Linked DNA regions of Mus musculus: region 1 is linked to region 2. A link is a loop called in an ENCODE intact Hi-C map of the cell type or tissue named here. Cell type or tissue: gastrocnemius. All regions are shown on one strand. Each heading gives the region's core, and the rest is flanking DNA. Links, peaks and the distances in the headings are about the cores only.

The links. Peaks named below come from ENCODE experiments on the same cell type or tissue, not always from the same donor. Only the 100,000 strongest peaks of a DNase experiment are listed, where the experiment ranks them.
Region 1: it touches region 2 in a loop (2.1-fold over the local background); 1 of 42 quality-filtered maps calls a loop at or near these places.

The regions. Positions count from the first base shown.
Region 1 is chr14:45,490,843-45,495,242 of GRCm38, forward strand. The region is part of intron 3 of Fermt2 (fermitin family member 2); the gene reads right to left. Among named protein-coding and RNA genes, the nearest start is that of Fermt2, 37 kb to the right of the region's middle. In gastrocnemius, for the core only: a CTCF peak has its summit at 2,057 (motif pointing left); a DNase peak (open chromatin) is centred at 2,033; H3K27ac peaks cover 2,620 bases.
Region 2 is chr14:45,432,077-45,436,476 of GRCm38, forward strand. No RefSeq gene overlaps it. Among named protein-coding and RNA genes, the nearest start is that of Gm34250, 13 kb to the right of the region's middle. In gastrocnemius, for the core only: a CTCF peak has its summit at 2,357 (motif pointing left); no DNase peak of the experiment used is centred there.

The DNA.
Region 1 (4,400 bases), core at 314-4,313, 59 kb after region 2:
GCCTCATTACTAGCTGGCTATGTTCAGAAACCCGGAAGATATTTCAGGTGATTGATCTGATCTCTATTTACTTAATATAAATGAATCGTCATTATTCTCCTAGACTACTTTTCCTTTTTCATACAAATATGTGGTGTGTATGTCTGTAACCATGTATGTGTGGACATGCATGGTGTGTATATATGCATGTGGAGGTCCTATGTTGGTGCCAGGAATCTTCCTCCAGCATTTTTCTACCTTATTTACTGAAGGAGAGTTTTTACATCAAATTCAGAAATATGGCTAAGTCTCAGTAGCCAGCTTGCTCGAGATGTCTTTGCCATCCCTATCTTGTACAGGCTAGTTACCAGGCCCATTCAAAATGCAGACATGCTCTGTAGATTCAACTCTAGACCCTCTGTGGGTACAGCATGTGCTCCCCACTGCTGAGCTATCCGCAGCCCACAGAATACTTAAGGAACAAATGTAACATCTGACTGACCTTACATGGTGGCCCTCCTGACTGAGTTCGATTGGCATGAGAGCATGGATATAGAAGACTAGTGAAGCACTCCTTTGGGCCTGTGTGTGAGGGCATTTCTGTGAGGATTAACTAAGGGGGAAGTAGCTGTCTAGAAGGTGGCTGGCCCAGAGCCTGAATGGAAATCAGAAGAAACAAAGAAGAAAGTCCACTGCACAAGCATTCTCCCTGCTCCACGCCATGATGGATGGAAACTGATGTCCCAATAGACGGCTCTCCCTTTCAGCTGTTTCTCTCACATATGTCATGCTCACAGTGACTAACCTTCAACACACTTAGATGTTTATGAGCTGTGCTCTTAATTCTCAGTGCACCCTTGGATTTAAATGCGATCACTGCCACATATGGAGAAGAGAGGGACATGAGAAAATGTCATGCTGGGCTTGAGAGATGGTTCAGCAGTTGAGAACACGTACTGCTCTTGCAGAGGACCGGAGTTTAGCGCCCACATCAGGCAGCTCACAATCACCTTTAACACAGGTACAGGGGGATCTAACTCCTCTGGTCTGAGGGAACCTGTACTCATGTGCACATACCCCAAAACAGATAGAAAAATACATAACTAAACATAAAAAATCTTTTGAAAAAGGAATTTTAAGCTTACTTCATACTTTAGTACTAAGTGGGGGCCAGGTAGGTTGGTGGTGATGGCAAGCTTTCTCCCCCCATAGTTGTTTCCCCTTAGATAAACTACATTAGAATATGGGAAAAATCCAAAATATCGGAGGGCACCAAATGAGTCACAGGCGAGCTGTGACACACTTCCACCACTTCTGTGTCACTGACCAGCTGGAGAGGGGAAGGCAAGCATGTGTCATCTGAAGTCTTAAGTGTTTCTGGAATGTTTCCTAGGTTCTGAGAATTTCTGCACTGCACATTCGTACGTTGAGATTTTTGTCTCTAAGTCATTTCCTGTCCAGCTCACAGCTATAAATGTAACTAAGACAGCAACAATGAACTATGAAGTAACTTTTCAGTCTATTATAAGCAGACAAGTAATTCTTAACCAACTGGGCCAAGGCAAACTGCTTGTCCAGTCAAAATAGTAAACAATGTCAAACTGACTGATAATCTAGATGGGCTAGAAACTGTAACAATATGCCTGGAGACCTTCCCTCTCCAGTGTTCTCTGGCGCTTAGCACACGCAGGAGCTTGTTCTGATAAAAGCTCTAAACATTGAGTTTTATTCCTACTTCTTACAGAAGCTTAGGAGCTTGCCTCAATCTATCTCCTGCTTATTGACAGTCCCACCCTTGATCTGCATAAGCCGCTGGCTGCACAGGAAATCTGATGAGTTGACTTTCATTTTATTATAATGATGACAAGAAGAAAACCCAATCATTCCTGCAGGGGACTATCTTACTAAGGAAAGGACATTTAGAATTTACTGATTTATGGGCTAAAGAGATACCTCAGAGATTAAGAGCTCATACTGCTTTTGTAGAGGACCCAAGTTCGTTCCTGGCACCCATGCCAGATGGCTCACGACTGCCTGTAACTTTAGTTTCCAGGGAATCCAACACCCTCTTGTGGTCTCCATGGGTACTACGGCACTTACATGCATAAACTGGCACGCAGATACACATCTACACATTCTACTTTACATTTTTAGAATAGAAATATAACCTACTGACTTTACTTTGTGTCTTTTTTCAGGAACTGGTACATCTAAAACATCTAAGTTAAGTACAAGAGTGGGACTGGAGAACAATATAGGACTATGAGTCATGAAAATGTTAGACATAAAACATACCATCCCAGTGAATAATAGACATAATAATAACATAGCTGACATTCATGAGGCTCCATACAGAGCAATGTCCTTGCTCGTATTGCCACCATATGAAACTATATGACAGTGGCATTTAATGCTTATGAAATCAGTATTATCAAACTGACTGATAATCTAGATGGACTATATAAATATTGTACGTGTATGTGTAACACAAGTGCATATATATGTGAAATTATAGGGCCTAGAGATAGAGAAACTAAGAATGAATCTACCATGGGTGTCTGAGGAAAATAATTTTAGATTTCCTTCAAAGAAAACATTTCTTGTGAGTTTCTGATTAAGTATAAAGAGTCTACGCATCCATTGTTTTAATTTTTCCAAAATGACAAAGAAATACCTGCTGATAAAGGGGAGGGGGGCACAGCAGCATCAAGAGGTCCACGTAATGGGATACGTTTATAATACCAGCATTTGAGAAGCTGAGGCATCAGGATGTCTGCAAGTTCAAAGCCAGCCTAAGTCTAGGCCACAAAGCAGGATCTTGTTTCCAAGAAACAAAACTATGATATCAAATACAAACCAAATAGTGAGAAGAAATAAGCCAGACAGATCAGCAGGAACTGGCTGGCCAATGTGGTGAAGCATCGAGAGGAGAGACAGGCAAGGCCCACTGACTCACTGGGTCACAAGCTAGGAGCGAAGAAACAGCAAAACCAAAGCACTGTAGATGGAAGCACACTTTGCCACAGTCTCCTGCTCCATTACTGTGGTAAATCCACCCCACCTGCCTATATGATCCAGTCAACAGAAACCTTAACAGTGCAGGATAATGAGCTAATGAGCTGAAAAACTCAGTGTGGTGACTTGGCTCCCTGAGGCAGGGCAGTGGGCTAAGCCCCACCCAAACCTCCCTATTAGAAATCCAGGGTGCATCATCACAGAACTGTGAATGTCACTTAAAGAAAGGCTTCAAGGAGAGAGACTCCAGGGGCAAACCTTGCTTTACATTTCAACAATGTGGGACATTGCCGTGAAGGTTACTAAGCAGCTGATCTTAGGGAGAGAGATGGGTTATCTGGATGGGTCCAATATAATCACATCGTCCTTTATATACAAAAGAGAGGCTGAAGAAAGAGGCACAAGAGAGACGAGGCAGGAGAGAGCGGATGAACTTGAGAACTCAGAAGGTCTCAGGAACGATGGTGGGGAGCCTTGGGACCTTATTCCTACAACTACAAGGAACCAAACTGTGCCATGAAGAACTCCCTCTCAAGAGTGTTGAGGAGGGAACAAAGACCTAGGTGAGTCACGCTGCTGTGCCCAGACCTTCAGCCTAAATATAAAAATTCTGTGTTGTTTTCAGCTGCTAAACTTATGGTATTTCCTCATGGTGGCAATGAAATACTAACAGTTTCAAATATAAAAGTCAGAGATATACATACATAGCTCAGTAGTAGAGTTCATTTATGCACAAAACAAGCAATAAGGAGAAGCATGGTAGGAGTATAAAATGAAACTACTTCAATAAACACACTAATAAAGATGAGAGAAGGGCCTCTGTGAGAGATGACAGGGCATCAAAGAAGCAGAAACTAAGAGGTTTGGATATTAACAGCAGGGGAGGGGGTTCTATGCGTCGTCACTATTCTACTGAGGTACAACTGTATTCCGGTGGTCTTAAATCTATTGACCATCTGTGCAACAAACACTCTGGGGAAATACAAACAGTGAGAACTAAAGTGTGGTGCCACTCTAGTATAGAAGACAAGCAGTTATTACTAAGAGGATCAACCCAAGAACACCGCCCAACAGCACACACCAAAGGCGAATGATCAAACTCGGGAGAAGAACTAGCAAGGAAACAGTAACATGAGAATCAGGCCCTCTGGAGTCTCCAGAGTAACAGACGGAAATAAATCCCTAACCAAGGGACATTGCTATGGAATTTCAAGACAGAAGAGTAAAGATCCTACAAGCTTCCAAGGAGAAGCAGCAGTCCACAAAGAAGAGATGAAAATGAACATCAGAGCACTGACTGGAGAGATGGCTAACTGGTGAGGAGCAGTGGCTGCTCTTGAAGAGGAACCAAGCAGAGAAAATATGGCCCATAACTCTGAGTGAAGGAAAAGGGGAGGAGGCAGGAA
Region 2 (4,400 bases), core at 254-4,253:
CAGTGGGGCTGGAGAGACAGCAAAGCAGTTAAGGCACTTGCTTTTGCTGGGACCTGATTTCAGTTCCTAGCACCCACCAGGTAGTTCGTAACTGCATGTAACCTCGGTTTCATGGAATCTGGTGCCCTCTTCTGGCCATTGCCGGTACTGCATGCATGGGGTGCACTAAGTGCATTCGGACAAAATGATCAGATGCATAAGAAAAGGAAGTTTTTTCCAGGGCCAGCTCAGCTAGTAAAAGCCACCAAGCCTGGTGAGTTCAATCCCCAAAACCCACATAGTAGGAAGAAGTAAGTCTTGCAAGCTGTCCTCTGACTTCTATATATCTTCTATGACACACGTACAGTTCCTCATAAGTAAAAAAATAATTGTTAACAATATTTACAGCTGGGTGTAGCAGCGTATGTCATAATTCCAGCACTTAGGGACAGAAGGAGGAAGACTGTAAGTTCAGGGCCAGTATAGACTGTATAATAAAAGCCTGTCTCAAAAGACAACAATAAAAATACAAGGCCCAAATATAAACAGACAGACAAGCAAACAAAGCTCAAGTGTTCCCATTTCACCTCTCCCCATGTTCTTTCCGTTTCTGCTGTGCCTTGCTTGAATAGCCTGTCACAGTTACTACTCAGCCACCTGCAGGTCAAGATTTACTTTATATTTGTCTAAAAAGTGTTTTCCTTTTATTTTTGGCCATCAGGAAATAGTAAGTCTAGGGTCTAAATTTTAGTCACTGCATTTACAGACATTAATAGTCAGAGAGCCCAACTCTTTAAGCAATATTTTATTATTTGTGGGAGATTTTCTCTGCCTTGGCCTTGTAACCTGTGAACCACAAACAGAATTTACTAAGTTCTTAGAGTCACTCATATTTATGAACATATAAGGATGTTATGAACTCTTAACATAAATTTATGTTATGAACTCTTAATATAAATTTATTGTTATGCTTAGCTTACTATGATTAGTGACCGGCCCTGAGTAGACTGAAGAAAGGGAACGTGTCCATCCTATAGAGATACTGCTTTCTAGATACACTGTAACATTACTTGCCTGCTGAGTAGACTGAAGAAAGGGAACGTGTCCATCCTATAGAGATACTGCTTTCTAGATACACTGTAACATTACTTGCCTGCCGCTTGTGTGGGGATAATCACAGTTCATTTATTGTTGACTAAAACTGAGACCTGGACAATACATTGTTCTAATTTATCTCATCTGTTTCATTGATTTCTCTGATTCCTCCTCTACTTTGTTTTTGTTTTTGTTTTTTTCCTATTGTTTCAGTTTTTTTGAGACCAACCCAGGCAGCCCAGGGTGGGATTCTTATATGTTTCTGAGGCTCTGTCTGAACTCCTGCTTCCCCTGTTTCCACTGCTCTGGGGCTGGGATTCCAGGCGGGCACCACCACAGCGGGCTCTCCTTGTTCTTTAGAGCGGTTCTCTGAAGCTTCAGGTATGCATTCCTTTGTTAAATATCTGTTGGCTACCACTGTGGGGGGAGGATTGTGCTTGAACTTGAGCCATGCAATTGACTAAGACGAAGTCGCAGTGGGAGACAGAGATGTTACATCACAAACATAAATGTGCTTAAGTTGCCCAGAGACTACACTGGAAGGGACTCCTGATTCTGCCTAGGTATAGCTGAGGCTAGACCAGTTACCCTGCTAGAGGAGAAAGATAAGCGTCAATGTGGAGTGCTTGGATTGAAAGAGTCCTGGTACACTGTGCAGGGCAGCCTGCGTTATTCTAGGATGTGGCTCTGTTTATAATCCACTAGAGGTTATAGAAAAACTTGAAAATAATAGAGTCTTCTGAGGGGCTAGACAGATAATTCATCAGGGCAGATAAGAGCACTGGTTGCTCTTCCAGAGGACTGGAGCTCAATTCCCAGCAACCACACAATGACTTACAACTAACTCCAGTCTCAGGGGATCTAACACCCTCTTCTGACCTCTGAAGGCACCAGGTATACACATAGCGCACAGACACACATGCAGGCAAAACACCCATATACATATAATAACCAAAAAGAGACGTGAGAAAAAGAAAAAAGTATTCCACAAAGACAGAGCAGAGGGCAGGGCACAAAGCTGTTTCCATAGCTTCTCCAGGAAAGAGACTCAGACAGGTTGTGTGAAGGGGGTGTGTCAGGGGAATTGATGAGGAAAATATAAATTTGCATGATAGTTGTTGTTAGTACTTAGACAGCACACTGTTCCAAACAGTTAAAAGGGGCCGGCGAGATGGTGCATTGGTAAGAGCACTGGCTGCTCTTCCAGAGATCCTGAGTTCAATTCCCAACAATCAAAGAGAGGGTTGTTCGAAACTGTCTGTAAAGGGATATGGTGCCCTCTTCTGGCAATCAGGTGTGCATGCAGCAGAGCACATCAGTTAATATCACGAGGTATTACTATTTCTATCCCATTTTACAGAGGAAACTACCGTGGTGCCATTCAAATTTGCCCACAAAATTTTCTGGTTCTTTTAAAGACGTGGAGCCCAATCCTATTACTCTATAACTAATGAAGTAGGGCAGAAGTGTGTGGTCTCTGTAAACACCACAGCATCAGAGCGTTGATCCACGTGAGACAGGAGGAAGTCTGGTTCAACACAACTCAGTAGCCAGCGTCGGTTCAGACTTCAAGAGTCTGACACCGGGAGGTTTATTTTAGGGATATTTAAGCACAGAACAATTTGGGGAAAAGGTTTTCTGGTGATAACTAACCCAGTCCATGTATACAAAAAAGCTTAAGACGTAATTTCATTGAAAGTCTTTTCAAAGTACATGTGACCTCTTCCATAAAGATGGGTTCTATTGACTGGGAAGCAATGGTCAAGATAAAGACCCAGAGGAAGACTGAAATAAACAAGGGTCTGGGGCAAGGGCGTGGGGGTGGGGAGGTGTGGCTTAGCCATACAGATAGTGCAGACCACCATGCTATTAACCACCTCTGCTCCATTTGTAAAGTACGTGTGACGTCTTCCCTAAGGATGGTTTTGACTGACGGATAAACAATTCGAGAGATAAGGTTGTCAGGAGGAAGAGACTGGGATAGACATACGTCTGGGGGAGTCAGATGTGGCCTGGCCCTACAGTGAGCATGGGGGCACCAGGCTCTTATCCATTCCAGCGTTCTGGGTGGGAAACAGGTTATATACATGCCTTCCTTTAAAGAGCCAACCCTGTGTCTTTAAGGTTCCTGTTTTCCCAAGTGCTTAACTGTGAGCATAAAGACCTTGTGCCCTCTCCACAGAAGTGACAAGCTGTGACTCTAAGACGAGGTTGTAAAAGGCATGGGGCCTTCTTGCACCCTCTCTAATGCATCATCCACCCTGGGGGAAGCCTGAGGCCTTACCTGGGAACTGAAGCAGCCTCAGGAAGTGGTTCCCACCGTAGGAGACAATGACTTTCCGCTAAGAGCCATCTTGGAACTGCAGCCTCTCGTGCTCTGCCGCGGGAGCAGCCACTTCAGAAAGGTTGCCTAACCAACCACACTGCTGCCTTCAGATGTCAGCAGCTCCAGCTTCCACCTACCCAGGGAGGGAACCTGTGCAACCCACCTGGCTAAGCCTCTCCCAGGTTCCTGACTCAGACTAACCTCAAAGACAGTAAATGTTGGCTAGTTTAAGCTATCGAGTTTTTTGTTTTTCTTTTTTAATTTATTAGATATTTTCTTTATTTACATTCAAAATGCTATCCCCTTTCCTAGTTTCCCCTCCTAGAACCCCCTACCCTCTCCCTCCTACCCTGCTCACCAACCCACCCACTCCTGCTTCCTGGCCCTGGCATTCCCCTATACTGGAGCATAGAGCCTTCATAGGACCAAGGCCCTCTCCTCCCATTGATGACCAACTAGGCCATCCTCTGCTACATATGCAGCTGGAGCCATGGGTCCTACCATGTGCTTTCTTTGATTGGTGGTTTAGTCCCAGGGAGCTCTGGGGGTACTGGTTGGCTCATATTGTTGTTCCTCCTAGGGGGCTACAAACCCCTTCAGCTCCTTGGGTGCTTTCTCTAGCTTCTCCATTGGGGACCCTGTGTTCCATTTTATAGATGACTGTGAGCATCCACTTCTGTATTTGCTAGGCACTGGCAAAGCCTCTCAGGAGACAGCTGTATCAGGCTCCTGTCAGCAAAATCTTGTTGGCATCTGCAATAGTGTCTGGGTTTGGTGGTTGTTTATGGGATGGATCCCCAGGTAGGGCAGTCTCTGGATGGTCATTCCTTCAGTCCCTGCTCTGAACTTTGTCTCTGTAACTCCTTAAGCTACTGAGTTTTGAGTGATTTACTTTGCAGCATCATTAACAAATTAAATTGTGTTTCTAAGTTCACACGACTCATATGTCATGTCTGATTTCTGAGGTGGCATAAAGACAGAGAGACAGAGACTAGGGTCT